Linked DNA regions of Homo sapiens: region 1 is linked to region 2. Evidence: read pairs that join two places in POLR2A ChIA-PET (ENCODE). Cell type or tissue: IMR-90. All regions are shown on one strand. Each heading gives the region's core, and the rest is flanking DNA. Links, peaks and the distances in the headings are about the cores only.

Region 1 (16,609 bases), core at 2,772-10,771, 66 kb before region 2:
CTCTTCCCCAATCTGCCATTCCCAATTCTTTACTCTGTCAGTATTGCTATATTCAGCCAATTGGCAAGTCTTATTTACTCACCCATTGTAGAATCTCTCATCTGTCCTATTCTAGTTCCAGGTTTGTATCACATCCTTTTTTGACAGTATAATAAAAAACCTAAACTGATCTTTTTCTCTGAAATCTCCCAGAAGTGATTCATCTATACACTGCTACTTAAGTGATCTTCTTAATATAGTTATTTTATTATTCCTCTTTTCACAAACCTTTAGAACTGTCTTATTGTATATTAAATTAAGTGTAAAATTATCTAATCATCTATGATTTTTCTCCATAATCTTGCTTTCAAGTTGTTGACCATCTTATCCTCTATTACTGCCTGTATTCTATCAGTGGAACACAGATAGATCTTGGGTAAAATGGAAGATTTTTCAACTCTTACATTTTCAGATGGTGCTGATACTGCAGATCCAGTCTGGGTAACACACTCTGAGAATTGCTGCTCTAGTTGATCTGTAGGAGCTGGCATAGGGTCTTATAAATTAGCTGATCATGATATATATTTAATAGAATTAAATCCCATTTCTTAAGGTTTAGAGAAACTGACTTTCCACACTATTCAATCCAGAAGAGATAGTTACTTTTAGTTTTGAAAAAAGTTTTAAACTTGCAGAAAACAGTACAATGAACTCATATATCTTTTACCTCGATTTGCCAGTCATTTACATTTTTTAATATTTGCACATTGCATTGCTCTCTGTATGTTTGTATACATATGTACATACATTTTTCTTTCTCTTTTTTTTTTTTTTTTTGAGACGGAGTCTCGCTGTCACCCAGGCTGGAGTACAGTGGCGCGATCTCGGCTCGCTGCAACCTCCACCTCCCAGGTTCAAGCTATTCTTCTGCCTCAGCCTCCTGAGTAGCTGGGACTACAGGCATGCACCACCATGCCTGGCTAATTTTTGTATTTTTAGTACAGATGGGGTTTCACCATATTGGCCAGGCTGGTCTCAAACTCCTGACCTCATAATCCACCCACCTCTGCCTCCCAAAGTGCTGGGATTACAGGCGTGAGCCACCACGCCTAGCCACATGCATACATTTTTCTCTTGAACTATTTGAAGGTACCTTAGTGATACCAGGTCTTTACCCTAAATACCTATGTGTATATTTCCTAAAGAAGGACTTTCTCTTATATAAACATTGATTGACACTGTTAAGTAATTTACAAAGTCCAAATTTTGTCTTTTATTCTAATAATGTCCTTCATAGCTGTTATTTTTTCCCATTCCAGGATTCAATCCAAGATAATGCAGAAAGTATAGTTATAGAGAGATGTTTTGAGATTATGTAAATATATCATTCCTTATCAAGCTTTCACCCTTAGTTTTTTTGTTTTGTTTTGTTTTGTTTGTATTATACTTTAAGTTCTGGGATACATGTGCAGAACGTGCAGGTTTGTTACATAGGTATACATGTGCCACCATCGTTTGCTGCACCTATCAACCCATCGTCTACATTAGGCATTTCTCCTAATGCTATTTCTCCCCTAGAACCCCACTTCCCAACAGACCCTGGTGTGTGATGTTCCCTTCCCTGTGTCCATGTGTTCTCATTGTTCAACTCCCACTTATGAGTGAGAACATGTGGTGTTTGGTTTTCTGTTCCTGTGTTAGTTTGCTGAGAATTATGGTTTCCAGCTTCATCCATGTCCCTGCAAAGGACATGAGTTCATCCTTTTCTATGGCTGCATAGTATTCCATGGTGTATATGTGCCACATTTTCTTTATCCAGTCTATCATTGATGAGCGTTTGGGTTGGTTCCAAGTCTTTGCTATTGTGAATAGTGCTGCAGTAAACATAGGTGTGCATATGTCTTTATAGTAGAATGATTTATAATCTGTTGGGTATATACCCAGTAATGGGATTGCTGGGTCAAATGGTATTTCTGGTTCTAGATCCTTCAGGAATCACCACACTGTCTTCCACAATGGTTGAACTAATCTACACTCCCACCAACAGTGTAAAAGCATTCGTAATTCTCCACATCCTCTCCAGCATCTGTTGTTTCCTGACTTTTTAATCATCACCATTCTAACTGGCGTGAGATAGTGTCTCACTGTGGTTTTGATTTGCATTTCTCTAATGACCAGTGATGATGAGCTTTTTTTCATATGTTTGTTGTCTGCATAAATGTCTTCTTTTGAGAAGTATCTGTTCATATCCTTTTCCCACTTTTTGATGAGGTCATTTGGTTTTTTCTTGTAGATTTATTTAAGTTCCTTGTAGATTCTGGATATTAGCCCATTGTCAAATGGATAGATTGCAAAAATTCTCTCCCATTCTGTAGGTTGCCTGTTCACTCTGATGGTAGTTTCTTTTGCTGTGCAGAAGCTCTTTAGTTTAATTAGATCTGATTTGTCAATTTTGGCTTTCGTTGCCATTGCTTTTCATGTTTTAGTCATGAAGTCTTTGCCCATGCCTATGTCCTGAATGGTAATGCCTAGGTTTTCTTCTAGGGTTTTATGGTCCTAGGTTTTACGTTTAAGTCTTTAATCCATCTTGAGTTAATTCTTGTGTAAGATGTAAGGAAGGGGTCCAGTTTCAGTTTCCTGCTTATGGCTAGCCAGTTTTCCCAACACCATTTATTAAATAGGGAATCCTTTCCCCATTGCTTGTTTTCATCAGGTTTATCAAAAATCAGATGGTTGTAGATGTGTGACATTATTTCTGAGGCCTCTGTCCTATTCCATTGGTCTGTATGTCTGTTTTGGTACCAGTACCATGCTGTGTTGGTTACTGTAGCCTTGTAGTATAGTTTGAAGTCAGGTAGCATGATGGCTCCAGCTTTGTTCTTTTTGCTTAGGATTGTCTTGGCTATACAGCCTCTTCTTTGGTCCCATATGAAATTTAAGGTAGTTTTTTCTATTTCTGTGAAGCAAATCAATGGTAGCTTGATGGGGATAGCATTGAATCTATAAATTACTTTGGGCAGTATGGCCATTTTCATGATACTGATTCTTCCTATCCATGAGCATGGAATGTTTTTGCGTTTGTGTCCTCTCTTACTTCCTTGAGCAGTGGCTTATAGTCCTCCTTCAAGAGGTCCTTCACATCCCTTGTGAGTTGTATTCCTAGGTATTTTATTCTCTTTGTAGCAATTGTGAATGGGAGTTCACTCATGATTTGGCTCTCTGTTTGTCTATTATTGATGTATAGTAATACTTGTGATTTTTGCACATTTATTTTGTATCCTGAGACTTTCCTGAAGTTGCTTATCAGCTTAAGGAGATTTTGGGCTGAGATGATGTGGTTTTCTAAATATACAATCATGTCATCTACAAACAGGGACAATTTGACTTCCTCTCTTCCTATTTGAATACCCTTTATTTATTTCTCTTGCCTGATTGCCCTGGCCAGAACTTCCAATATTATGTTGAATAGGAATGATGAGAGAGGGCATCCTTGTCTTGTGCTGGTTTTCAAAGGGAATGCTTCCAGCTTTTGCCCAGTCAGTATGATATTAGCTGTGTGTTTGTTGTAAGTAGCTGTTATTATTTTGAGATACGTTCCATCAATACCTAGTCTACTGAGAGTTTTTAGCATGAAGGGCTATTGAATTTTATCGAAGGCCTTTTCTGCATCTATTGAGATAATCATGTGGTTTTTGTCATTGGTTCTGTTTATGTGATGGATTACGTTTATTGATTCGCCTATGTTGAACCAGCCATGCATCCCAGGGATTTAGCTGACTTGATCGTGGTGGATAAGCTTTTTGATGTGCTGCTGGATTTGGTTTGCCAGTATCTTATTGAGGATTTTCACATCAATGTTCATCAGGGATATTGGCCTGAAATTTTCTTTTTCTGTTGTGTCTCTGCAGGTTTTGGTATCAGGATGATGCTGGCCTGATAAAATGAGTTAGGGAGGAGTCCTTCTTTTTCTATTTTGTGGAATAGTTTCAGAAGGAATGGTACCACCTCGTCTTTGTAGCTCTGGTAGAATTCGGCTGTGAATCCTTCTGGTCCTGGCCTTTTTTTGGTTGGTACGCTATTAATTACTGCCTTAAATTCAGAACTTGTTATTGGTCTATTCAGGGATTTGACTTCTTTCTGGTTTAGTCTTTGGAGGGTGTATGTGTCCAGGAATTTATCTATTTCTTCTAGATTTTCTAGTTTATTTGCATAGAGGTATTTATATTATTCTCTGATGGTAGTTTGTATTTCTGTGCAACCAGTAACGATATCCCCTTTATCATTTTTTATTGTGTCTATTTGATTCTTCTCTTTTTTCTTCTTTATTAGTCTGGCTAGTGGTCTATTTTGTTGATATTTTCAAAAAAATCCAGCTCCTGGATTCATTGATTTTTTGAAGGGTTTTTTGTGTCTCTATCTCTTTCAGTTCTACTCTGATCTTAGTTATTTCTTGTCTTCTGCTAGCTTTTGAATTTGTTTGCTCTTGCTTCTCTAGTTCTTTTATTGTAATGTTATGGTGTCGATTTTAGATCTTTCCAGCTTTCTCCTGTGGGTATTTACTGCTATAAATTTCCCTCTAAACACTGCTTTAGCTGTGTCCCAGAGATTCTGGTTCATTGTGTCTTTGTTTTCATTGGTTTCAAAGAACTTATTTATTTCCACCTTAATTTTGTTATTTACCCAGTAGTCATTCAGGAGCAGATTGTTCAGTTTCCATGTAGTTGTGTGGTTTTGAGTGACTTTCTTAATCTGGAGTTCTAATTTGATTGCACTGTGCTCTGAGAGACTGTTATGATTCCTGTTCTTTTGCATTTGCTGAGGAGCATTTTAGTTCCAGTTATATGGTAAATTTTAGAATAAGTGTGATGTGGTGCTGAGAAGAATGTATATTCTGTTGATTTGGGGTGGAGGATTCTGTAGATTTCTATTAGGTCTGCTTGGTCCAGAGCTGAGTTCAAATCCTGAATATCCTTGTTAATTTTCTATCTTGTTGATCTGTCTAATATTGACAGTGAGGTGTTAAAGTCTTCCACTATTATTATGTGGGAGTCTAAATCTCTTTGTAGGTCTCTAAGAACTTGCTTTACAAATCTGGGTGCTCCTGTATTGGTTGCATGTATATTTAGGATAGTTAGCTGTTCTTATTGCATTGATCCCTTTACCATTATATAATGCCCTTCTTTGTCTTTTTTGATCTTTGTTAGTTTAAAGTCTGTTTTATCAGAGACTGGGATTGCAATCTCTGCTTTTTTTTTTTTTTTTTTTGCTTTCCATTTGCTTTGTAAATATTCCTCCATCCCTTTATTTTGAGCCTATGTGTGTCTTTGCACATGAGATGGGTCTCCTGAATACAGCACACCAATGGGTCTTGACTCTTTATCCAATTTGCCCATCTGTGTCTTTTAATTGGGGCATTTAGCCCATTTACATTTAAGGTTAATATTGTTATGTGTGAATTTGATCCTGTCATTATGATGCTAGCTGGTTATTTTGCCCATTAGTTGATGCGGTATCTTCATAGTGTCGATGGTCTTTATAATTTGGCATGTTTTTGCAGTGGCTGATACCGGTTTTTCCTTTCCATGTTTAGTGCTTCCTTCAGGAGCTCTTGTAAGGCAGGCCTGTTGGTGACAGAATCTCTCAGCATTTGCTTGTCTGTAAAGCATTTTCTTTCTCCTTCACTTATGAAGCTTAGTTTGGCTGGATATGAAATTCTGGGTTGAAAATTCTTTTCCTTAAGAATGTTGAATATTGGCCCCCACTCTCTTCTGGCTTGTAGGGTTTCTGCAGAGAAATCCACTGTTAGTCTGATGGGCTTCCCATTGTGGGTAACCTGACCTTTCTCCCTGGCTGCCCTTAACATTTTTTCCTTCATTTCATCCTTGGTGAATCTGACAATTATATGTCTTGGGGTTGTTCTTCTCAAGGAGTATCTTTGTGGTGTTCTCTGTATTTCCTGAATTTGAATGTTGGCCTGCCTTGCTAGGTTGGGGAAGTTCTCCTGGATAATATCCTGAAGAGTGTTTTCCAGCTTGGTTCCATTCTCCCCATCACTTTCAGGTACACCAGTCAAACATAGGTTTGATCTTTTCACATAGTCCCATATTTCTTGGAGGCTTTGTTCGTTCCTTTGCATTCTTTTTTCTCTAATCTTGTCTTCACGCTTTATTTCATTAAGTTGATTTTTAATCTCTGATATCCTTTCTTACGCTTGATCGGTTCTGCTATTGATACTTGTGTATGCTTCATGAAGTTCTCGTGATGTGTTTTTCAGCTCCATCAGGTCATTTAATGTCTTCTCTACACTGTTTATTCTAGTTAGCAATTCTTCTAACCTTTTTGTGAAGTTCTTAGCTTCCTTGCATTGGTTTAGAACATGCTCCTTTAGCTCAAAGGAGTTTGTTATTACCCGCCTTCTGAAGCCTACTTCTGTCAATTCATCAAACTCATTCTCCATCCAGTTTTGTTCCCTTGCTGGCGAGAAGTTGTGATCCTTTGGAGGAGAAGAGGTGTTCTGATTTTTGGAATTTTCAACCTTTTTGTGCTGGTTTTTCCTCATCTTCCTGGATTTACCTACCTTTGGTCTTTGATGTTGGTGACCTTCAGATGGGGTTGTCTTGTCGGCGTCCTTTTTGTTAATATTGATATTGATGCTATTCCTTTCTGTTTGTTAGTTTTCCTTCTGACAGTTAGGCCCCTCTGCTGCAGGTCTGCACGAATTTGTTGGAGGTCCACTCCAGATCCTGTTTGCCTAGTTATTACCAGTGGAGGCTGCAGAACAGCAAAGATTGCTGCCTGTTCCTTCTTCTGGAAGCTTCATCCCAGAGGGGAACCCGCCAGATGCCAGCTGGAGCTCTCCTGTATGAGGTTTCTGATGACCCCTGCTGGGAGGTGCCTTCAAGTCAGGAGGCACAGGTGTTAGGGACCCACTTGAGGAGGCAGTCTGTCCCTTAGCAGAGCTCGAGTGCTGTGCTGGGAGATCGCTGCTCTCTTTAGAGCCAGCAGGCAGAAACATTTAAGTCTGCTGAAGCAGCACCCACAGCCGCTTTTTCCCTCAGGTGCTCTGTCCCAGGGAGATGGGAGTTTTATCTATAATCCCCTGAATGGGACCGCTGCCTTTCTTTCAGAGATGCCTTGCCCAGAGAGGAGGAATCTGGAGAGGCAGTCTGGCTACAGCGGCTTTGCCAAGCTGCACTGGGCTCCGCCCAGTACTAACTTCTGGTCGGCTTTGTTTACACTGTGAGGGGAAAACCGCCTACTCAAGCCTCAGTAATGGTACACGTCCCTTCCCCCACCAAGCTGGGGTGTCCCAGGTCAACTTCAGACTACTGTGCTGGCAGCGAGAATTTCAAGCCGGTAAATCGTAGCTTGCTGGGCTCTGTGGGGGTGGGATCCACTGAGCTAGACCACTTATCTCCCTGACTTCAGCCCCTTTTCCAGGCATGTGAACAGTTCTGTCTCACTGGCATTCCAGGTGCCACTGGGGTATGAAAAAAAACCTCCTGCAGCTCTGTGTCTGCCCAAACAGCTACCCAGTCTTGTGCTTGAAACCCAGGGCCCTGGTGGTGTAGGCTCCAGAGGGAATCCCCTGGTCTTTGGGTTGCGAAGACTGTGGGAAAAGCTTAGTATCTGGGCTGGAGGGCACCGTTCCTCACGGCACAGTCCCTCAGGGCTTCCCTTGGCTGGGGGAGGGAGTTCTCTGACTCCTTGCACTTCCCGGTGAGGCAGCGCCCCACCCTGTTTCGGCTCACCCTCCGTGGGCTGCACCCACTGTCTAACCAGTCCCAATGAGATGAACCAGTTACCTCAGTTGGAAATGCAGAAATCACCCGCCTTCTGCATTGATCTTGCTGGGAGCTGCAGACCAGAGCTGTTCCTATTCAGCCATCTTGCCAGCTACCACCTGCACCTTAGTTTTAGTATTCACCAGTGATTTTCTACTTCCATCATTTCTTTTATATTTATAGTTTTGCATTCCACTCTAAAAAAGGGCTTTCCTTTGTTCTCCATTTATTTATTATGTCAATATAAACTCTTGGAATCTTATTTTATGAGTCACAGTCTGCTTTTACCATTATTTCTTTTGATGCTCAAAATAAATTATTTTATTTCATTTTTACTTGGCCAGTGGGAGCTCCTTGAAGCTGGCTTTTTCTTTCTTTCTTTCTTTTTTTTTTTTTTTTTTTTTTTTGAGACAGTCTTACTTTGTCGCCCCGGCTGGAGTGGAATGGCACGATCTTGGCTCACTGCACCCTCTGCCTCCTGAGTTCAAGCGATTCTCCTGCCTCAGCCTCCCAAGTAGCTGGGACTACAGGCATGTGCCACCATGCCTGGCTAATTTTTGTATTTTTGTAGAGATGGGGTTTCACCATGTTGGCCAGGCTGGTCTTGAACTCTTGACCTCAAGTGATCTGGCCCATGTTATTTTGATATGTTCCTATTATTTGAGCACTTCCTTGTTTTCTGATTTAACAAGCTGTTCTAGGTTTATATTATAGTTTATTTCCCAAGCCCAGAAATCACCCTTTTTCCTAAGGAGCTCTGGTTTCTTTAAGAGGAAAATCATATTTAGAAAATCAAGATCTGGGTGCTAGATTGCTCAATCCTATTGCTTCTAGGCTCTCTCAGTAAACAGCTAAAAGATATACTGGTAGTCTAAGTACAGTACCATACTGCAGGGCACATTTTAGTCTTTGCCCCTTTCCATATTTAACTTTGTTCTCCAATAGTGAGAATACTTGCTTCTTTGCTACTTTTTTTATTCAGGCAAATATATTATTTAAAAATTTATCTACATATTTATTACAGAAACATATTTATTACAGAAATATAAAACATTTATTACAGAAAATATAAAACATTTATTACAGAAAAAATTTATCATAAAACAAAAAGAAGAAAATAAAATCACCTTTATTCTCACCTAACAATAGCCACCACAGAATATACTTCCATTCCTTTTTATTTTCTGAACATATGTGTATAGAAGTATAGAAATCATATTTTTTACACTTTCATTTTTTAAATGAGATTGGACGTTAAATTGCTAAATGTAAAATCTTACACTTGTGAGGTGTTTTTGCCCCTCTGCCACACTATCAGGAGTATGATTTCAGAGAATCCTGCTATATCAGATAGATATGGGCTTCATTACTTGCTCCAATTTGGAGGCTGAGAAATCTTGGGCAGGTCATTTCTGAGCCTCAGTTTCCTTATCTGTAAGATGAGAGTAATAATAAATAAATAAATTTATTATATTAAATAATGTACAAAAATCACCAATTATAGACTTCTTGGCATGACAGGCAGTCAGCAAATTATAACTATTTTGCAGATTATCAAAGCAGTTATTTACATGAGTAGATAAATAATTTGTTAATAAATGTTACATGTTGAATATATTATATGAGATTAAAGCATTTTTGAGTGCAGGAAGTGCTTTATTTTATACTAATAAAGAAAAATATTGCCTGGGTGCAATGGTTCATGCCTATAATCCCAATATTTTAGGAGGCTGAGACAGGAGTATGCTTGAGGTCAGGAGTTCGAGACCAGCCCAGGCAACATAGTAAGACCCCCGTCTCTACAAAAATAAAAATAACAAAATAGCCGGGCATGGTGGTATGCACCTGTAGTTGTAGCTACTCAGGAGGCTGAGGTGAGAGCATCACTTGAACCCAGGAGTTCAAGGCTACAGGGAATTATGATTATAATCATGCCACTGCACTCAAGCGTGGGTGACAGAGCAAGACCCTATCTCTTTAAAAAAAAAAAAAAAAAAAAAAGATAAAAGAAAAACATTGCAATAGATCTCTTTAAAATAAATGGCCAATATGAAAACACACATATATATGTATAATATATTTAAGGCAAACCTGGATGTACCCCCTCTGCATATAAATCCATAAATTAGGAATCACAGTTTTATACGCACCAAAAGATTGATGAATACATGTGTTATTTTCTGTCAGAATGTGCTTGGTCAGCCTGTTTTTAGCTTTTTTGCTTGTAACGAGTAAGGAAAACATTGGCTTTCCACAGTCAACCAAATATTTGTTCTGCTGCTACTTACTCGTTACTGTAGACTAAATAATTTTTCTTGCCTTGAGCAGCATAAATATGGCTTTACTCCGGACTTTAGACACTTCAGCTTTAATTTTATGCCTGTGCATATAATGCCACATGTGTGCCTGTATAATAAAATTGTAAATACTTTATCTTCTGTTGTGTGGTGAAGAGGCTCATTGTACTCAGGTATACAAAAATGATTCCAGAAGAAAAAGATAATGATATCTGCTAAAATGAATGGGGAGAGGGGAGAATGCTGGCATGGAACATAGAAATATAACTCTCCTAAAGAAAAAAGCAGACATTGAAAGTCTTAAATGTTTAAAACAGGGCATCAGGTATGCTTTTCAATAAAAACTGGTGATAGCAGTGGTAAAATGTTTCATCAGTATGATTATACTCCTAGGTGAAAAAAAAGATGGAGACAAGGGAAAAAATGAAGTTAACGAATAAAACAAATGTTATTTCAGATCACGGCCCTGTGTGTGTTACTAAGGAAAGATATAAGGATTTATAACATATATTTGTTTTCCATTTATTTTTATGAAGGAATTAAAGAAATTATCAGAAAATACTAAAAGGGAACAAAGCATTTTAAAAACATTCCAACAATGGCATGCTGCTTTTTATACAGTATGCAGTGAAGTTCCTTGCATTTCAAAGGCAAGGGTAGCTAAATCTGCCTCAGCCCCTTAGCGTTCTGTACTACCCTTATCTTGCCATTTACAACATGAAAGTATAATAATCTATTTACATGCTGGTATATACCACTATGAGTTTCTGACAAACATGGCACATCTTGGTGGTAGTTCATTTATTCTACAAATACTTATTCAATGTCTACTATGTGCCAGGCACACTTTTGGACATTTTGGATACATCAGGTAAGAATATAAATACCTCTGCCCCATGAACCTTACATTCTACCTATATTGCAAAGTTCCTAGCACATCGTAGATTTCTTCTCATGGTCATAAGATGTCTGCACCAATTCTAAGCATCACATCTTCATAGAAAAGCATCCAAAACAGGAAGGAAAAATTAGAAGCAAAAGGGCTTTCTCCTTTTGGGCCTTTCTTTTCATAGGAAAGAAAATCTTTCCCAGAACCCTCAAACATGTGATCTGGACCAAACACTGGCTGGCAAAGAGTGGAATTTCTTAAGTCTGAGCAACAAGAAGAAAACCGTTACCATAACTACCAACTCACCTGCATCTGTGCCATGTGCTTGCCTGCCCACCTATAACTAAGGATGAGCTGTTTGTAGTCTTAGGTCAACTCCTCCACTTGTGCCTTGGATCCTGCCGCACGCCCCCATCACCTACTTGCGGACATTACTCCAACAGTTCTTTTCTTTCTGTCCTGTATTATCAAATTTCTGTTCTTACTGGATTTTCATGCTCTTTCATCATTATGAAAGCATGCAGTAATTTCTTCATTAAAAAAAAAAAGTATATCTTGTCTCCACATCCCCCTCTAACTACTGTCCTTTAGCTCTGCTTCCTTTTCTAGAAAAAAACTCCTTAAAGAAATATACATGCTTGTCATCTCCAATTCCCCTTTTCCTGTTTACTCTTAAATTTACTCCAGTTAGACTTCCGTTCACACACAACTGCTTAGCCCTCTTAAGTGACCTATTACCAGATTTTACACTGTTGGTCACTCCCTCCTCCTTGAATTATTGTTTACTTGGCCTCTAGTTTTTTCTCTCTTATACTAAATTTATTTGAAAACATCTTTAAATCTCATGGATTTACATATCATCTATTGCTAATAATTTCCAAAGTGTTTAACATGCATCTGAAACTTAACATGTCCCAGATTAAGCTATTGATCTTATATTTCAAACCTGCTCCTCCTGAAATCATCCCTGTCTCAGTTAATTTTGGAATCGTTTTTTGTTCCCCTTTCTTTTCTACCCCATCAAATTGATCAGCAAATCCAGGATCTGTAGGCCAACAATTTCCACTGGTAGTACCTGGTCAGCCACAATCATCTCCCGTGTAGATTAGTGCAGTCGTTTCATAATTGATCTCTTTGTTTCTACAAGTGACCTCTGAAAGTCTATTCTCAACATAGTATCCAGGATGGTCCCTTAAAAATATGGCAGATCTTGTCACTCTTTTTTTTAAACCCACCAATGGATTTCTTAAAAGTTAAAGCCTCTATGTTTGTCTAGTAGACTCTATAAAATCTGTACTCTCTCCCCTTCTGTTTACCTCTCTGATCTCATCTCCTTATACTTCTCTCTCATTCATGCTGTTCTAGGCACAGTAGCCCCTTTGCTTATCTGAGTACACATTTGGCATGTTCCCTGCCTCAGGGCCATTGCTCATGCTGTTACCTTTTCTGGACTGTGGTTCCTCCAGATGTTCACATGGCTCATTCCCTTACCTCTCAGGTATTTTCCCAAATGTCACCTTCTCAATGAGACTTTCTTTGACCACTTCTACCTGACACTCCCAAATTGTTCTTCTCCACTTTGTTCCTTGTGTTACTACCTTGTAATATACTATATGTCTTATTAATTTGTTGTTTGTTTTCTGCCTTCCCCAGTAAAATTTTTGTCCGTTTTCTTTATTGTTGCTTTCCTAACACCTATAACAGTGTTTGACATTCTCCAAAATAAAATTGGAGGCTGAATAAGTGAACCAATGAAAGATGAACTCTAAAAGGCTTAAAACATTTATAATACATCCTTTGATACTGAGCATTAAGTTGCCTAAACCACTTCTCCTTTTGTTAACAAAAAAGAAGATAGAAGAATTATTACTTGGGCAGTCTACTGTGTCTAAGTTCATACTTGTGAAAAACTTATTTTTTCCCCTGCCTTTTCCTCTCATTTCTCTCTGACAAGAGCCCATGAGAAAGGTAGGATAACAGGTATTTTGCACAAAGAAGTTGTGACTCAGAGAAGTAATTGATGTTTCCCCAAGAGCACTAACAGAGCTGATAGGACCTAGATTGCCTGACAGCAACTGTAGTCCTCTTTCCATAATGGTAACAGTCAATATGAAGTATGATATTTTGTAGAATACTGTATAATCCTTCATGTGAGCTTAGAGACGAAACCTACCTTCAGAAAAGTGATTATGAATTGACGTTAGTGGGGTTTTTTAACCTGTCATTTGAATGAAAAAGAAACTTGCTGCATATTTAAGATTCTGGGTTTTTTCTATATCTTGAATCAACCAACTTTCATAATAATTGATAAGTTTGTTATTGATATCTTATTTACTGCCAGTATATTCTTTTAATAGAGCAGAATAGAGAATATGTTGCTTTGCTATCAGATTTCTCCACATTTTGCCCACATCATTCCCATCTTTTCCCAACCAGAAGTTATCTCCTCCAGCAACTGTTTAAGCCAAAAGCAGTCAAATTACTCAAAATGCTAATTAGATTTGTAATTTTTAATCAATTGAGTAAAGTGAGGAGGCATGATTGTTAGCATTTTGTTAGGTGATAGAAAAAGATATTTGTAAACTCTTTTACCTAGAAGGAATTCTTTAAAGTAGCCAGGTGAGCTAAGATGCTAGTATATTAGCTATGTACATATACAGAGACATATACCACAAATGTGTACACATTATGTAATGCATATAGCAAATAATATATCTAGCACTAAAACTATATTGAATGCAATTTATTCTCTTTGACATTTCAAAATGCATTTCTAGATTTTGTGGCACCTTTGGTAGATACCAGGGACATCACTTATCATTGCATTGTGGATAAAATAGATGTGCATATTCACAAAACTTGGAGAATAGTGTGATGGGCATTCAGATTCACTGTTCAGTGACAAAAAGACTGGCTACCTTCATGTTCTAAATGGAACTAGAAGATGGAGCAGATGAAGGCAGATGAGTTATTCATCTGGGCCTTAAGAATGAATACATCTATGTTGAGATGTTTATTAATGAAACTACTGTTTCCATTTACCCGTATTAGCTTTTCCAGTTATAGAAAATTACCTGTCAAGTTTTACTTCTTTCCTGTAATTAGACAATTTCTTTTCCATGTGCTTTTTATATTGGCATCCTAGGTTAAAGGTGATTTTTGATTGGCAAGGTAAGTAGTCAATCCTTGCAGCTGATGAGGACTTAACATTTTTGTCATTACTGTTCTTCTAATGGTTAATCTGCCTGATGAAAAAGAGCCAAACAGCATCTTAACACCAACCAGAGCTCAGCTCAGCCTAGTACATAGGTCTATGTGACCAGTTATTATTTCCTTTAGACTTGCATTTCTCATCTGTCTCTGAGCACCTTCTTGTATCTATTGGCCATTTATTTGGCTTTCTTTGATCCTTTGTTTTTTGAAAACTAAAACATTTCTTGTATCAGCAACCTGCTATAGTCTATTCCAACCATATTTCCATGTATCGTCTTACTGCTGCTTCCTAAAAAGGAAACATTCCCTCCAGCCAGCAACTGTTCCACCTTGTTTCTCATCAGTAGGGTTGGCACCAGTTCAAGTTCTGTCAACACTGTTCCATCAGATAAAGCTGTTACTAACATAAAAGATGAGGGGGCTGGTATGCATACACACTATTCAAGCACCAATGAGCAGGCTAATAGCATTCTTATTGCTCCTGTGTTAGCCTGCCTGCAGTCTAGTCTAACTTGGCTGTACCTTAGTGCTGGTGGTGATACTTGCCCATGCATATATCAGCATCTGTCTGATAATAGTTGAGTCCTTTGGATGAGAGTGTATGTTTTCTGGTTTTCATTGACAAAATGGTTAATAATTAAGCTTCTGTATAAGATCTTTATGTAAACATCATTTTAATAAGCTAAAAGTCTAATCAGAATATAAGCAGTATGTCCACAATCTGTTATTATCTGTACCATTTCACTAGTTATTAACAGAATTGGATAAGCTTCACTTTTACAAAATGTTATATGGCATGCTTAATTTCAGCTCATTCAGCATAATGGTGATCTTCTAGAAAGAGAGAAAAGAAGTATCAGACAGAAATATTTCCTATGGGCCTCCCCTCTTTGTAGAAAGAAATCTGGCATTACATGTTTTTGGGGAGCAGGGAATATAAGAAAGGACTTTAGGGAGAGCCTTATATATCATTTTGTTCCAAAGGATAGATGTTCATTTTGGGCATTATCAGTCAACCACACTGAATCACCTTCTGTGTTATGTGATCAGTTTAGTTGTGTCAAATCAGAAAAGATTTAATCAAAAGCTCCAATCTTTTAATTCCCTGCATTTATTATGGTCCTTGTCAGTTCTGCTAAGTGCTCAGGTATGCACAGAGAATTTCCAGACACTTATATCATCTTGATTACTTGCTTCATCTTTATCCTGCTGCCCTGGACCATTTGTGAGCCATTAAAAATCTTTTATCCTGTTTAAGGCTTAAGCTAGAGGCAGGTCTAGTCTCTAGGTTAGAGTTTAGAACAGGGTTTTTCAAATTGTAGGTAGTAATTCACTGGTGGGTTATGAAATCAATAGTGTATCTCAGTCAGCACTTTTTATTTAATGGGATGGCATCGACTAGAAAAAATCAGAGTATATCACATGTAATAATGGTTTTAAATATTGTTTTATGATATTTCAAATTTTTTTGTATTTGGTTAACAATATGAAATTGCCATTTTTGTAGGTAAAAGCCAATATAATATCATCAATTTTTTATGGCTCAACCTTATATATACAGTTTTATCTAGTAGATGTACTAACCGTATATATATGTAGAGCTTAGATGAAAAAAATTTTTTCTACATATTTCCAGTCAACAGTTCAAAAGCCATTGGGTTACAATAAATGTCTAATATATTGCACCATGCTAGACCAAGAAGAAATCCATTAGACACTTACCTCTAGATCTAAAAGAGCTAGTTTCTACTTGGTAGAACAGGACTCATTCATGAGAAACAAATATTTTGTAATTAATAGTCAAACAGTGTTAATAATTAATAATCATAATTTAGCAGTATTCATAGTTAACAGGCAGCATTTGTGTTTCAAATGCTAAAATTGAGTGTGCAGATGAACTGTAAGATTCAGAGACATTCAGAGTAGTGAGAACTAGTATCATCAAGAGACTCTTCCTCATTGAGGGAGGTAAAATGTAGAAATGAGTGTGACTAGAGGGGAGAGGATAGAATATTCATGCTTCATCTCTGTAACATGAGTTTAATAATAGTCTACAGAACCTTGATTCCATAGTAGAAGCAGAAATCATGAATAGTAGATAATTTTGATGAAATAGGATCAGAAAATAGTTTAACTTTGAAAACCACTGACTTAAATGTAGATGTGTCTAAGGGCATACTGTTTGGGAAGACTTTTTAAATCTCACTTAAGAGCTTAAGGTACTTTATGGAAGAGCTTTAACTTTATTTAGACTTTTTAGATATGATTTTTTTTTTAGGAACCTTGGGAAATGGAGAAATTATTACCTCAGGGAAATTGTTATTTTACTTTGCAAATAAAAATATCTAGAGGTATTTTTAGAGACAAACAACATTTATCATGTGTTAATGGGAGCTTAGTGTTTGTGTATTTTTCAAAGTGAAATGAATTAGATTTAGATAGCAAAA
Region 2 (16,609 bases), core at 5,633-13,632:
GGTGACTTTGTTTTGTTAACATGGAGTTTTAAATATTTGCATTGCTAAATTTGCTGATCTTTTCCTTCACGATTTCTACCTGGTGTCATTCTTAAGATCTTCATAATCCCAAGATTATATAAATACCTAGTTATATCTTTCAGTAGTATTTTCATGCTTTTTATTTTTAATTTACATCAAAAATCCACCTGGAATTGATTTGCTTTATTATATTAGGTCATTGTTATCATGTTTTTTTTTCTAAATTGTTAGCCACCACAACTGAATAATACCGTGTTTCCCCATGGATATTAAATGTGTTCTTTATCAGAGTAAGGCCTTATGTATATTTTGAGTGAGTTTTATTATTTTACATTGATTTCTTTGTCTATTCTTGTGCCAGTACCTCACTGCTTAATTGTTGTAGCAATGTAATACTGTTTAGTATCTTTTAAGGCAGGTTGAACCTTTACTGTTCTACACTTATATTTTTACTTTGAAAGTTTAAGTGGTAGATGATGTGCTACATTCTTATTTTCTTTTAGTTACCACACCTGGAAAAAGCTTAGACTATAGCTATGGAGTCAATAAAAAGGCCTAATTATTTAACAGGTGGCCGCTACCTGAATTGCAGCCCCAGTGCCAAGAAGGAAATAATTAGTTTTTAGACAAACCCTTCAAAGTAATGGAAAAGATCACATGTGGAAAATAAATAGCATGAGGAATAAAAAGGAGTGAAATCTAGCATGCTTGATTGCCATTTTCTGGTATGGGCATATAAATGTTTTTATGAGACATTTGATTAGAATTTTTTCCATCTCCCTGGTACACTGAGCAAAAGCACAAAGAATTGACAAAGTTGCAGAAGGTATACCATCTTACTTTCTTCTCTTTTACCTGGTATGTATCCCCAGGACATCTAGGATACCCACATATAAATGCAACTCGCAAAATCCCCCTCCAAAAACATATGTTAATAATCTTTCAAATACCTGCCATTTTGATTTATGAATATCCCTTCTACTTTCTGGTATTCATTCAGGTAATCAAGTTAAATGTAATAGTAATGTTTTATTATTTGCGTACAGATAATGCAATTGATCACAATAAGTAAAACGTTGAGCTGAGGTTTTTTTAGTAGAAATAAAAGTTAAAGTAAGAAACTCTTACTGAGCATTTACAAAGCACCAATCTCCTTTAAACCTATAAGCTAGAAAGTGTTGTTGTGCCCAAATTATACTGGGGAAAAGTCTAGTGCCCAAATTATACTGGGGAAAAGTCTAAGGCACAGAAAGGTTAAGTAATTTGGTCAAGATGTCATAACTAGAAGTGATAGTGTTCAGACATAGCCAATCATGCTTGGCTCAATAGTTTGATTCCATTTGTTTTTGAAGACATTCTCTCTTGTTTGTGATTTTGTATTGCTTATATGTAATATCACATTTTCTGCTAGAAAAAAAATCATTCCTAGTTTATATGGGGAAACATAGTGCATCAGTATTTTTATGGCATTCTACATAGAAATCGTCGCTTTCAGAGGTTCTCCCACCTAAGTAACAGTTTCTCTAAGTTAGCTAGGCTACTTATTTTTCCTATTTTCAGATAAGGCAATGTGATTGTTGGTGTTGTTGTTGTTTTAAACTGTAGTAATAAGGCCAAACAAATGACTTCAGGACTTAATTCACGCTTAGTCAAAAACTGTCTAAGTCCCCTTTAAATTGTAGAAAATGTCAAATTTATATCCCTAATATTATATCCTCTGTATTATTTGAAGAATTAAAATTCAGAAAGTTATTTAAAAGTTTGTTTAACTTGAACAAGAAGTTCCTGCCACATTTACCCCTAATTTTTCATAGGAATATAAATAGTAGAGTGGTTATGAATATGGGATTTGGAGTCAGACCTGAATTTGAATCCCAACTTGGAAACTTACTAGCTGTGGGATCTTGGGCAAATTACATAACCTTTCTAACTCTGTGCCCTAAAGTGTAAACTGGGGATAATAATAGTACCTTTTTGGTAGGTCAGTTTGTGGATTAAATGAAATACTATTTTTAAAGGGTTTAGTATGGTGTCTGGAACAATCCGTGCTCAATAAATGTGTTCTTGTTTTCATCTTCAGTGTAGTCATTATTATTTTTAAGAATTAATTTATCTATATTTGACCACTGTCAGTAGATCTATCAAGATCAGATGATTACAATATATACCATTTCTATAATATTTGACTGTTTTATGACCTTTTCTTAAATTAACTCATAATAACTCTCAGTGATTAACTTAAGGTTGGTTTCTATCATAATTCTTACCATTCTGAGATAAAAAAATTTTTGAGTTTTGATATTTTTTCAGTGGACAATAATGCCTCATTAATGAACTGTAGGCTTTTTCCTTGAGGCTAGTACTAAGAAAAAGTAGGGGAGGGGACACAGATAAAGGAACATTCATTGTAAATAGAATTTAAATATAAAGCAAAAGGATATCATCACTTTGGAGAACATAGAATTATAAGCTCAGTGTAATGTAAATATTTTTATTCCATTCCTCTCTCTTAGCCAAGTTCTAAGGTTGTGATAAAATGAAGCAAGAAGGAATATGATTATAGACCAGGTTCTCTGGTTAGTGTTCATTTTATACAGAACTATAAATAATGCTGCAAAAGACCAACGTGGTCCTTTATAAATAGGTCGTTGTCAGAGTTGCTGACCCTGGAATTATGATTATTTGAATTCTAAACTCCCTGTCCAGTTCCTGAAGTCACCTCTTTTTCTTCCTTTTTCTTCAGGATGAAGACAGCTCTTCTGTCTTAACCCTGCGCTTTCATATGGTTTGCCCTGAAATAAGTTTCTGTCATGTTGGGGAAGTTTGCTTTGTTTGTGGATCTGTTTTGAGAGAGATAGGGAGACAGCCATGTACCCCAGCTGCTTACCAGGCCTTTTTGATAGGGAATCTCATCTTCCCTATGGAAGACAGTTGTTCTGTTAGTCTACTGGCTGTAGGTTAAATGTTATTGGCTGAGCAGTTGCTGAAACCCCAGGGCAGGTGTAAGAATGCATATTACAGATTTGTTCTGGAAAGGCTCTTAAATCTTTCCACCTGTGTCCTGCTGAGTGTTAAGCACAATGTTAGATAGGCAAGAAAGCTGAGAAACTGTGCATTCCCCTGTTGCTAAAGATATTTTGAAACCTACGTCTTTCATATTTACTCCAACAATACTAAATATTTACAGAAGACACTATGAGGATTTCTTTTTTAACTAAGGGATACAAAAGACGTGTTTTAGAGTTAGCCTTTCAAAACTCCAAACTGAGGGGGCAATATAACATTCCTTTAAAGTTCAGAAACAGGAGATTTTTCCATGATAGTGGTGAACAGTGAAAGAAAAGCCACTGGTTTTCATCTTCGTTTTCTTTTTTCAAAAGTCAGTTTCCATTTTCCTTTTTGCTTGATTTTCCTAATGCTCTATTTTTCTATTCTTATTTTTTTGTTCAAGTATTTTAAAATTTTTTGTTCTTATTTTTCTCTTACTGTTGATTTTTAATTTCTCTTTTGAGTTTTTTGTTTTTTTACCATTTGTATCTGCATTTTTCTCTGCTTCCTTTAACTATTTCTGTTTCCTATTCTGAATCTTCTTTCATCTTTTGCTTTTCTCCATTGATCTCTTTCTCTCCTTTGGCCTTTTCTATTACTCAAAGTCATCCCTGCTCTGCTAAACATGAAGAGTTCCAGTGGCCTTATTTTCCAGAACTTTTTTTTTTTACATAGTTTGATCTCTGAGCTCATTCACATTTTGTCTGTCTGTGTCTCTTCATATGAGTTACTGTGATCTCTACTATCTACTTCATGTTGAAAAAAGATTCAGACTTATTTTTTCAGATATGCTTGTACATAAACACTTTTTAATTTATTTCTCCCCCTCCCTTTTTTGTTGATAAATAATAATTGCACATATTTGTGGTGTACATGTGATATTTTGATAGGTGGATACAATGTGTAATGATCACCTCAAACATTTATCATTCCTTTATGTTGGGAACTTTTGAACTCTTCTAGCTATTTTAAAATATACAATAAATTTTTAACCATAGTCACCCTACTGTGCTATCAAACACTAGAACTTACTCTTCTAACGGTATGTTTGTATCCATTAACCAACCTCTCTTTATCCTCTCCACACCACCCTTCCCAGCCCCTGGTAACCATCATTCTACTGTATACTTCCATGAGATCAACATTTCTAGCTCCCACATGTGAGTGAGAATATGCAGTATTTCATCCTTCTCTGCCTGGCTTATTTCACTTAACATCATGGCCTTAGTTCTATCTGTGTTGCTAAAAATGACAGGATTTCATTCTTTTTTTATGGCCAAATGGTATTCCATTGTGTATATGTACCACGTTTTCTTTATCCATTCATCCACTGATGGACACTTAAGTTGATTTTGTTTCTTAGCTATTGTAAATAGTGCTGCAATGAACATGTGGGTGCAGAAGTCCTTTCGATATAATGATTTCTTTCCTTTGGATAGATACTCAGTAGTGGAAATGCTGGGTCATATGGTAGCTCTATTTTTACCTTTCTGAGAAACCTCCATACTGTTTTCCATGGTGGCTATACTAATTTACGTTCACACCAACAGTGTATAAGAGTTACCTTTCTCTGCATCCTCACCAGCATTCGTTATTTGCTGTCTCTTTCATAATGACCATTCTAATTGGGGTGAGATGAGATCTCACTGTGGCTTTGATTCGCAGGTCCCTAATGATTAGGGATAGTGAACATTTTTCTACATACCTGTTGGCCATTTGTATATCTTCCTTTCAGAGATGTCTATTCAGATCCTTTGCCTACTTTTTAACAGGATTTTGGTTTTTTGCTTTTAAGCTGTGTAAGCTCCTTTTATATTCTGGATATCAGTACCTTGCTGGGTGAATAGTTCATAAATATTTTCTACATTCAACAGGTTGTCTCTTTACTCTGTTGGTCATTTCATTTGCTAGGCAGAAGCTTTTTAATTTAATTAAGTCTCATTTGTCTGTTTTTGTTTCATTGCCTGAGGTGTTAACCATAAAATTTTTGCCTGGACCAATGCCCTGAAATGTTTCCCATGTGTTCTCTTTTTATAGTTTTATAGTTTCAGGTCTTATATTTAAGTCTTTAATTCATTTTGAGTTGATTTTTGTATATGATGAGAGATGGAGGTCTAGTTTTATTCTTCTGTATATGGATATCCAGTTTTCTCAGCATCATTTATTGAAGAGGGTGTCTTTTTCCCAAAGTATGTTCTTGGCACCTTTGTTGAAAGTCAGTTGGCTGTACATATGTGCATTTATTTCTGGGTTCTCTATTCTGTTCCATTGGTCTGTGTGTCTATTTTTATAACAACACCATGCTCTTTTGGTCACTATAACTTTGTAGTATATTTGGAAGTCGGAGAGTGTGATACCTCCAGCTTTGTTCTTTGTGCTCGGTATTGCTATGGCTATTTGGTGTCTTTTGTAATTCCATACAAATTGTAGGATTTTTTTTCTATTTGTATGAAGAATGTCATTGGTATTTTAATAGGGATTGCATTGACTCTGTAGATTGTTTTGAATAGTATGGTCATATTAACAACATTAATTCTTTTGATCCATAAGCAGAGGATGTCTTTTCATTTGTTTGTATTCTCTTCAGTTTCTTTCATCAGTGTTTTGTAGTTTTCTTTGTAGAGGTCCACCTTGGTTAAATTTATTCCTAGTTTGGTGTGTGTGTGTGTGTCGCTACTGTGAATGAGATTACTTTCTTGATTTCTTTTTCAGATAGTTTGTCATTGCTCTACAGAAACACTACTGATTTTTGTATGTTGGGCTTTTGTCCTGCAATTTTACTCAATTCGCTTTCCAGCTCTAAAAGTGTTTTGTGGAGTCTTCAGGTTTTTCTACATATAAGTTGATGTCATCTGCAAAGAGAGACAATTTGACTTCTTTTCTGATTTGGATGCATTGTATTTCTTTATCTTGCCTGATTGCTCTGACTAGGACTTCCAGTACCATGTTGAATAAGAGTGGTAAAAGTGGGCATCCTTGTCTTGTTCCAGTTCTTAGAGGAAAGGCTTTCACCTTTTCCCCATTCAGTATGATGTCAGCTGTGAGCTTGTCACAAATGGCCTTTATTATATTGAGGTATGCTCCTTCCGTGCCTAATTTTTTGAGAGTTTTTAATCATAAAAATGTGTTTAATTTTAGCAGTGCTTTTCTTGCATCGATCAAGACAATCATACAATTTTGGTTCTTCATTCTGTTAATGTGATGTATTACATTTATTGATTTGTGTATGTTGAACCATAACTGCATCCCTGGGATGAATCCCACTTGATCATGGTGTGTATTATCTTTTTGATGCGTTGTTGGATATGCTTTGCTAGTATTTTGTTATGAATTTTTGTATCTATGTTCATCACTGATAGTGGCCTGTAGTTTTCTTTTTCTTGTTATGTCCTTGTCTGGTTTTGGTTACCGGGTAGTGATGGTCTCATAGAATGAATTAGGAAGAATTCTTTTATCTTCAATTTTTTGGAATAGCTTGACAAAAAAAAAAATAGTGTGTGTTCTTTATAATTTTGGTAGAATTCAGCAGTAAAGCTTGAGCTTTTCTTTGTTGGGAAATTTCTTATTACTGATTCAATTCCATTGCTTTTTACTGGTCTGCTCAGGTTTTCTGTTTATTCCTAGTTCAATCTCCAGAGGTTGTATGTGTCTAAGAATTTATTCATATTTTCTGTAGGTTTCCAATTTGCTAGCATATAGTTCACAGTAGCCTCTAAAGATCCTTTCTATTTCTGCTGTATTAATTATAATGTCTCCTTCTTTCTCATTTTATTTATTTTGGGCATTTTTCTGTTTTTCTTTGTTAGTCTTGCTAACAATTTATCTATTTTGTTTATCTTTTCAAAAAAACCAACTTTTCATTTTGAAGATTACTTGTATTGTTTGTAGTCTCTGTTGTGTTTAATTCTGTCTAATCTTTATTAATTCCTTTTTTCTACTAATTTAGGGTTTGGTTTGTTTTTGCTTTTTAATTCCTTGAGGTGCATAAATCGTTCTACTTTTTTGATGTTGGTGATTATTGCTATAAGCTTCCTTCCTAGCACTGCTTTTCCTGTATTCCATAAGTTTGGGTTTGTTGTATTTCCATTTTCATTTGTTTAAACAAGTTTATTTTCTCCTTAATTTCTTCATTGATTCAGTGGTCATTTGGGAGCATGTTGTTTAATTTCCATGCATTTGTACAGTTTCCAATGTTTCTTTTGTTATTGATTTCTAGTTTTATTCCATTATGGTCTAAGAAGATAGGTGATATGATTTTGATTTTTTTTTAATTTATTGAGGCTTGTTTTGTGGCTTCAACTATGGTCTATTCTGGAGAAGATTCCATGTGCTGATGAGGAGAATGTGTATCTTCAGCTGTTGGATGAAATGTGCTGTAAATGTCTGCTGGGTTCATTTGGCCTAAGGTGCAGTTTAAATGCAATGATTCCGTATTCATTTTCTGTCTAGATGATCTCTCCAATGCTAACAGTGGGTTGTTGAAGTCTCCAACTATTATTTTACTGGAGTCTATCTTTCCCTTTAGATCTAATAATACTTGCTTTATATGTCTGGGTGCTCGAATGTTGGGTACAAATATGTTTAGAACGTTATATCCTCTTGCTGATTTGATCCCATTATCTTTCTATAATGACCTTTGTTGTCTCTTACAATTTTTGACTTGGAATCTGTTTTATCTGAGATAAGTATAGCTATTTCTGCTCACTGTTTGGTTTCTGTTTGTGTGAAAAATCTTTTTCCATCCCTTCATTTTCAGTCTATACGTGTCTTTACAGGTGAAGTGAGTTCGTTATAGGCAGCATATTGCTGGGTCATTTTTAAATCTATTCAGTCTGGCTTTGCCTTTTAAGCAGCGAATTTAATGTGTTTACATTTGAGATTATTATTGATAGGTTAGGATTTATTCCTGTCATTTGTTCATTGTTTTATAGTTGTTTTGTATATCCTTTCCTCCTCTCTTCGTTTTTTATTATTGCCATTTCCCTTCCCTTTCTTCTTCTCCTATTTTTTGTTGCAGTTTTATGATCTTCTGTAGTGGTAATGTTAGACTCCTTTCTCTTTCTCATTTGTGCATCTTCTCTACAATGAGTTTTATACTTTCATATGTTTTCATGATGGTAGATATTGTCCTTTTGTTTTCAGGTATACGAGTCCCTTAAGCATTTCTTGCAGTTGTGGTCTAGTGGGGAAATCCCTCAATTTTTGTTTGTCTGGAAAAGACTTTATTTCTTCTTCATTTTTGAAATATAGCCTTGCTGGGTACACTATTCTTGACTAGCAGTATCTGTTTTCTTTTAGCATTTTGACTGTATCATCCCAGTCTTTCCCTGCCTGTAACGTTGCTGCTGAGAAATCTGCTGATAGTCTGATATGTATTTTCTTATATGTGACTTGATGCTTTGCTCTTGGTGTTTATAAAGTTCTCTATTTTTATTTGACTTTTTTTTTTTTTTTGGAGACAGAATCTCACTCTGTTGCCCAGGCTGGAATGCAGTGGCATGATCTTGGCTCACTGCAACCACTGCCTCCCCAGCTCAAGCGATTCTCGTACTTCAGCCTCCCAAGTAGCTGGGGTTACAGGCACCCACCACCACACTCAGCTAATTTTTGTATTTTTAGTAGTGACAAGGTTTTACCATGTTGGCCAGGCTGGTCTTGAATTCCTGGTCTCAAGTGATCTGCCTGCCTCGGCCTCCCAAAGTGCCGGGATTTCAGGCATGAGCCAACATGCCTGGCCTTGTCTTTCACTTTTGACAGTTTGATTATAATGTGGCTTTTAGGGTTGAATGTATGTCGCACTCCTTGAGCTTCCTTCCTTCCTTCCTATGCCTCTTGTAAGACTTATGAGTTTTTCTGCTCAGCTATTACTTGTTAAATATGTTTTCTATGCTTTTGCCCATCTCTTCTTCTTCTGAAATTCCCAGAATTCTAGTATTTGGGCACCTCATGGTGTCCCATATGTTGTATAGGCTTTTTTTTTTTTTTTTTTTTGGTGGGGGGGTGGTCTGATTTGGTATTCAAAAGCCATGTTTTCAAATTCAGAAATTCTTTCTTCTGCTAAATCTAGTCTATTGTTGAAGCTCTCAGTTTTTTTGTTTCATTGATTGAATTCTTCAGTTTTAGACTTTCTGTTTGATACTTTTATATGATATCTATCTCGTTGAATTTTTCATTCAGATCATGAATTTGTTTTCTGATTTCTTTGTATTGTTTATCTCTGTTCTCTTGTATCTCACTTAGTTTGTTAAATATCTTTATTTTAAATTCTTTTAGTCATGTCACAATTTTTCCTTTATTTGTTATCTGTTACTGGAGAATTATTGTGTTCCTTTGAGGATGTTGTGTTTCTTGCTTTTTCATGTTTCTTGTGTCCTTACTTTTATATGTGCACAGCTGGTCTACCAATTGCTTCTTTCATTTTTATGGATTGGCCTTCAGAGGGAAAGACTTTTTCATATATATATATATATATATATATATATATATATATATATATATACATACACACACACACACACACACACACACTGTTGGTTGGGTAGGGTGCTTCAGCTTTGCTTCTGGGTGGGTGCAGTAGTATAGACTTCTTAGCCTGTAATCAGCTAGTCAGCTTCAGTGTTGTCTGTTGAGTTCCTCAGTGATTAGGCCGCACTTGTTAGTGTAGGCTGTGGTGAGGCTTCTTTGGGTATAGGCACACCAGGTGGGTTGATCCATGGGTACCAGTACTGGCAGTAGCAGGCAGGGCAGGCCTGTCCTCAAGTTCCTAGCTGGCATGCACCAGCACCAGAAGCAGCAGGAGTGGCAAAATGGTACCCAGGCTCCCAGATGGCACATTTAGGCACCCATGGCAGTGGCTATGGGTGGGGCAGATTAATCCCCACACCTCCAGATGGTACTTGCAGGCACTGACGGTGGCAGTGAGGAAGGTTGATCCCTGGGCCCCAGGATGGCATGCTCATGCACATACACCTGTGGCAGTAGCAGGGCAGACTTGTCCTCAGGTCCCACATGACACCTGTGGGCATTGGCAATGGCAGACACAGCATGCTTAACCTCAGGCCCCTGGATGGTACATATGAGTGCCCATAGCAATGGGCAGGGCAGGTCAGTCCCCAGACCCCAGATAATGTGTGCAGATACCACTGGTGGTGACAGATGGGGCAGGCCTGTCCTCAGGCCCCCAGACAACAAGTATAGGCACTAACAGCAGTAGATGAGGCAGTCTGATCCCCTCTTCCCTGGACAACACACACTAGCACTGGTAGTGGGTGAAGTAAACCTCTCTAAACCCTGTAGTTTCTTAATTCCTAAAGAATCTGTGAACAATTATGAAAAGAGAACCCTAAGTTACTTGTAATCAGTAATAGAGAAAAGCCCTAAAATTAAATATTCATAAGGCTTTTCCTAAAAATTACATTTGATAGTTATAAAATATAGAAATAAAAGCATCCAAGTAATATTTTAAAACATACTCTAGAAATCCTAGGAAAATATCAAAAATTTAAAACAAAACAGCCATTTATATTTTAAACAGTAGCCAAAGCAAACCGAGAGTCATAGGAGAAAAACTGGTTTTGATATTTAGTGTTAGTAATGTCATCATTCTTTATATAGCTTGTTTTAATTAACTCATTTGAAATGAATCTAAAGCTTTGTGATTTTTGTGTTGCTTGTGATTTCTTAACATTATAATAAGTGCCAAATGTTTGTTAGCATAGTCAACAATTATCCAGACACTATTTTGTTCTTTGTTTTTCAATAGCTGCAAAAGTACCTGTAAAAGTATTAGTCATATTTAGGCTTCCAAGTTTTCCAGTGAACTAGGAATCTGGCTTCAGCTTGGCAACTAATTCTGAGACCTTTAGTTGCACATTTGTAAAATGGAATACAGGAAGCTAAGTTACTTGCATATTTAAAGAATCCAAGGCTATCTACCAAAAGTTCTGAGAGGTCAGTATTGTGACCAGATACAAAATAAGTACACAAAAAGTCATAGTTGCTCTGAAACAACCACATAATTTTTGAAATTATGAAAACATAATTTTTAAGATTCTAACTCACCAAATATAAATTACCTGGCAATAGCCTTTATAAAGATTTATTAAAATCTTTATGTAAAATTAAGAAAACTGCAACCTATTAAAGGAGTACATTGATATACTATGTTTCTAGAATACTTAATTTTTGACAAAAACCAAATTACCTAAAAATTATTTTATAAACCTAATATAATTCAAATAAAAATACCAGTAGAAGGAGGGAGAGAAACATGCAAACAAATATAGCCACAAAATGTTCTAATAAAAAGAGTAGGGAAACATAATTTCTCACTCCTTAGGTATGGATTACGCATGGTGACTTCCTTTCAAAGTGTACATCATGGAAAGCAAGAAATAAAAGAGTAACTTCAAGCAGAAAAGATAACTGTTAGGTATTGGGCTTAATACATGGATGATGAAATAACATGTACAATAAACCCCCATGACACGTTACCTATGTTACAAACCTTCACATATACCCCCAAACCTAAAATACACGTTTATTTAAAAAGACAGAAAGAAAGAAAGAAAGAAAGAAAGAAAGAAAGAAAGAAAGAAAGAAAGAAAGAAAGAAAGAAAAGAAAGAAAGGAGTAATTTTGCAGTGTAGAAACCTGACAAGCACTACCTCAGTGAAGTGATCAAGGTCAACATTAACAGTCATAAATCATGTTGCTAGTATGTACCCTTGAAACGATGTGATGCTAATGGCATTTTACATCTAAGGCCTTTCTCCCAATAACCCATAAGCCCAGTCTTATCATGAGAAAAATGTTGAATTGCAGCCCTGTGACATCTGACCAGTATTCCTCAAAACTGTCAAGGTGATCAAAAACAGAGAAATTCTGAAAACTTGCCACAGCCAAGAGTAGGCTAAGGAGGCATGACAACTAAATGTAATATGGTATCCTGAATGGGATTCAGGAACAGAAAAAGGATATCAAGTAAAAGCTAAGGATATTGCTCTACTTGGGTTGCTATAAACAAGATCTCACAGACTGGGTAGCTTAAACAACATTTATTTTCTCACAGTTCTGTTGGTTGGAAGTCCAAGATCAAGATGCTAGCAGGATTGGTTTCTGGTGAGGTCTCTTTTCCAGGCTTGCAGACAGCCATCTTCTTGCTGTATCCTCACATGGTCTTTCTTCTGTGCTCATGTGCTCCTCATGTCTCATCATTTTCTTTTTTTTTTTTTTTTTTTGAGATGGAGTCTCGCTCTGTCCCCCAGGCTGGAGTGCAGTGGCACAATCTCCCCTCACTGCAAGCTTCGCCTCCCGGATTCACGCCATTCTCCTGCCTCAGCCTCCCATGTAGCTGGGACTACAGGCGCCAGCCACCATGCCCGGATAATTTTTTTGTATTTTTAGTAGGGACGGGGTTTCACCGTGTTAGCCAGGATGGTCTCAATCTCCTGACCTCGTGATCCGCCCGCCTCGGCCTCCCAAAGTGCTGGGATTACAGGCGTGAGCCACCGTGCCCAGCCTCATCATTTTCTTATAAAGATACAAGTCCTATTGGATTGCTGTCCCACCCTTATGACCTTATTTAATCTTAATTGCCTGCTTAAAGGCCCTATCTTCAAATATGGTCACATAGTATATTTGTATGTATATGTATGAATGTATTCAATGTATGAATTTTGCAGGAACACAATTTGGTCCATAACACTAAAGAAATCTAAATAAATTTTGGACTTTACTTAATAACAACCTATCAGTATTGCTTCATTGAATATAACAAGTGTACCATACTAATGTAAGATGTTAGTAATACACCAGAGTAGTTTGAGGGTACAAGAACTCTCTGTACTATTTGCTCAATTTTGTGTAAATCTGAACTGTTCTAAAAATAGTCTATTAAAAAATACACAAATTTTGAGACATATGTTTAAAAATGAGTAACAGGATCATGATCTTTCCCAGTCAGATAGATGCCTAAGTATACAACAGAGTTACAATAATTAAAGCAGCAGTGTACCGTACAGGGTGGATTATTTAAGAAATGAAGTTGGGACAGTGAGGTAGCCATTTGGGGAAAATAATTAAATTAGAACTTTATCCGACCCACTATACTAAAACAAACTTCTGAACTGATTAAAGATTAACAAATGAAAAAAGAAGAAAGTGCTAGAAGAAAATATAGGTGGATATTTACATGGTCTCAATGTAGGAAGTGATGTGCCTATGTATTACAGTAGTTCTTGATGAGTTATGGTAATTTTTGTTTACTTTTTCTTCTTGCCTCTTAGGATTGTCCTACTTTGCAAAAAGAAAAACAAAAACAGTGAATGTATATTGCTGAAGCTATGAAAGTTATAAAAATAAAATAACATTTCTATAATTCTTTGATTCTATAAATAGTGTCTGCCCTCCAAATGGCTTAAGTCTAGTGTAGATAGGACATATTTAGAAATATACGTATAAACCTCCAAAGTGAGTTGGGATCAAATAAGTTATATGTGTATGATGATGTACACAAAACACTTTGAAAGGGGTATGTAGTTGTCTATGCCCATTTATATTTCCATAAAGGAATGCCTGATGCTGGGTAATTTATTTAAAAAAAAAATGAGGCTTATTTGGCTCACAGCTCTGCAGGCTATACAAGAAGGATGGCACCAGGATCTGCTTCTGGTGAGGGCCTCAGGCTGCTTCCACTCATGGTAGAAGGCAAAGGGGAGGTGGCATGGGCAGATCACATCATGACAGGGGAGTGAGAGTGAAAGGGAAGGTGCCAGGTTCTTTTTAACAACCAGTACTCAAGGAAACTGTCATAGCAACTAATAGAGTGAGAGCTCATTCATTACCACAAGATCAGCACCAAATCATTCATGAGGGATCCACCCCCATGACCCAAACACTTCTCACCAGGCCCCACTTCCAACACTGGGTATCAAACTTCAACATGAGACTTGGCAGAGCCAAAGAAACCATATTCAAACCACAGTAGCAGTATAATAGAGTATTATAAAAATGTAAATATTCAAATAAGCACAGTTTATATGCAACACATAGACACACTATTATGGACTGAATTGTATCTCCCTAAAACTCATATGTTGAAGCTCTAACTGCCAATATGATGGTATTTGGAGGTGGGGCCTTTGGAAGGAAATGCTTAGGTTTAAATGAGGTCATGAGGGTGCCCCCGCTCTCCCTGCATCCCTGTGTTGTGATTAGTGTCCTCATAAGGAAGGAAGAAACTAAAACTCTCTCTCTCTGGCACATACTGAGGAAAGCTCATGTAAGGACACAGTGAGAAGGCAGGCATTTGCAATCCAAGGAGAGAGCCCTCACCAGACACTGACTGATGGCACCTTGATCTGGGACTTCTGTCTGTGAGAAAATAAATTGCTATTGTTTAAGCCACTCAGGCCATGGTATTTTGTTATGGCAGCCCAAGCTAACTAAGACACAAAGTACAAAATAAGTTAAAATGATAATAAATGTTTGGATTGCACTTTGCCATTTGCAGAGCCCTTTCAAATCCATGATGTTTGATCCTCAGGCCACGTGAGGTAAATAGGTTGCACATTACCACCCCTCTCCACAGGTGAGGAAACAGAGGCCTGAGAAGCAATGTGACTTTCTCCAGTAATAGTGACTGAATGTAACTCAAATCAAACTCAGGGCTTCTGAGTGCATACCACAGAGGTTTCATAGAAGGTGTTAAAGAAATTCAAAGGCAGGAACAAATCCTGAGGCCCAGGGCAGTCAGAAAAGAATTTTAGGAGGAAATGGGAATTAAACTGGGCTTTGAAAAAAACAGGGACATACACCAGTGGGAAGGAGGCGGAAGGGCGTCCCAGAGAAGTGATGTGGACAAAAGTATGCTGCAGCCCACCTATGATACAGAGCAGGTCCTTTCAAAGGATCAGATGTGGGCAAAACTTGAAAATTGTTTGGTCTTGCTGAGATTTTTCTTTAAAAATAAAAAGGCTGGTTTTGCTTTTTAAATACAAGTCTCCTTTCAACCCTACCCCTAAAAAACTTAAATCAGATTCATTAAAGTTTGTAATCCACAGTCCCATAGAATGACAATCTTAGTAATAACTAGGAGCTATTTTGTTAGGTTTCTTAGAATTCTAACTTAACAGAGAAATTAGAAGCTGTCAACACAGTACACTAACACAGTACAGAGACAAATTTTGTGTATGGCAAAATTTCATAAAGAATGGCAAGGTCTTTTAACCCACATGGGGAAGGCTGTCCGAGGACAATATATGTACTTTCTCCCACCTCAAAGGCTAATCATACACTAGACAGATGTCAATCTTCAAGCAGTTTAACTGGTCCATTTGAGAAAGATAAGTGTTGGATTTTCATATCATAAAGTTAGTAGTAGTAGAAATACCTTGTTTCAGCTGTTCGAGTAACTTATTACCCTTTTCTCTGGCATTATCATGTAAGAGTTTATAAACATAATTGCTCAATGATTTGGAATTATGTATTAATACTATCAAGGAGCAAGGTGAACAAAACCAGAACTCTAGTCAAAGGTTTTGGAGGTGGCTGGCTACTCAGAAACATTTATTTATTCAGCACACATTTATTGAGGGCATTCTTCTTGGCAAGCATTGCTGGCTAGTACAAAGGCCAATTGGTACAAAGGCGAATAACAGAGCCACCATAGAGCCAGGTGTGGTGGCACATGTCTATAGTCCCAGCTGCTTGGGAGGCAGAGGCAGGAGGATCACTTGAGCCCAGCAGTTCAGGGCTATAGTGTGCTATGATTACTTGAATAGCCACTGCATTCCAGCCTGGGCAACATAGCAAAACCCCATCTCAACAAAAAAGCAGAGCCGCCACCTTCAAGAGCACCTGCAGCCTAGTAAGGGAGACAGCAGTTACACTGTAGTATGAGGAAGACTAAACCAGAGAGATATTCAAGATTCTCTGCAAGACCAGAAGAGGGTCTTAACCCTGGGGGAGAAACAGCAGGTCAGATCAGGAAAGGAATCAGGAACCATTTCTAAGATGGAGATAACACTCAGCTAACTGAGAGACAGAAGTGTATAGTGTATATAGAGGCAGCGAGGAAGAAGGAGAGTGCAGGCGTTTGTTCAGGAAACTTCAAAGAACTGGGATGTCTGGAGCATAGATGTGATGGGAGAAGGAGATGTAACAGGCTGGAGAGGGAAGCAAAAGCCAGATTATAGAAGCCACATTGGGAATTTTGGGTTTCCTTGTGTAGACAATGGAGAGCCACCAAAGCATTTAAAACAGAAGAGTTTTCATGGCTACATTTGCATTTTTGAAAAATATAAAAGACCTGAGTATTATGGACCACAAGGTAGTCCTTAGTAATTCGATGGCTGAGAGGAGATTGCCAGATATCCACCCTTGCAGAGGCAGGCTGTGGGCCCTTGGTTCTGCTCCTTTTGGACTTCCAGCTGAATGAGGTGTCCCTGCTTAGCATCCCTATTTTAGGAAGAACTAGAAGAAACTGGAACTGAGATTTCAGATAGCACTGATTAAAGGCAATAAGGAGATAAAAATTTATA

Evidence for each region. ChIA-PET counts read pairs that join two places held together with the same protein. Peaks named below come from ENCODE experiments on the same cell type or tissue, not always from the same donor. Only the 100,000 strongest peaks of a DNase experiment are listed, where the experiment ranks them.
Region 1: POLR2A ChIA-PET joins it to region 2 with 18 read pairs; 2 of 35 experiments call an interaction of 5 or more read pairs at or near these places.

What each region holds. Positions count from the first base shown.
Region 1 is chr5:64,932,697-64,949,305 of GRCh38, forward strand. The region is part of intron 11 of CWC27 (CWC27 spliceosome associated cyclophilin); the gene reads left to right. Among named protein-coding and RNA genes, the nearest start is that of CWC27, 170 kb to the left of the region's middle. RefSeq lists enhancers at 7,100-7,643, 7,644-8,186. In IMR-90, for the core only: no CTCF peak of the experiment used is centred there; a DNase peak (open chromatin) is centred at 7,215; H3K27ac peaks cover 424 bases.
Region 2 is chr5:64,995,339-65,011,947 of GRCh38, forward strand. The region is part of intron 13 of CWC27 (CWC27 spliceosome associated cyclophilin); the gene reads left to right. Among named protein-coding and RNA genes, the nearest start is that of CWC27, 230 kb to the left of the region's middle. In IMR-90, for the core only: no CTCF peak of the experiment used is centred there; no DNase peak of the experiment used is centred there.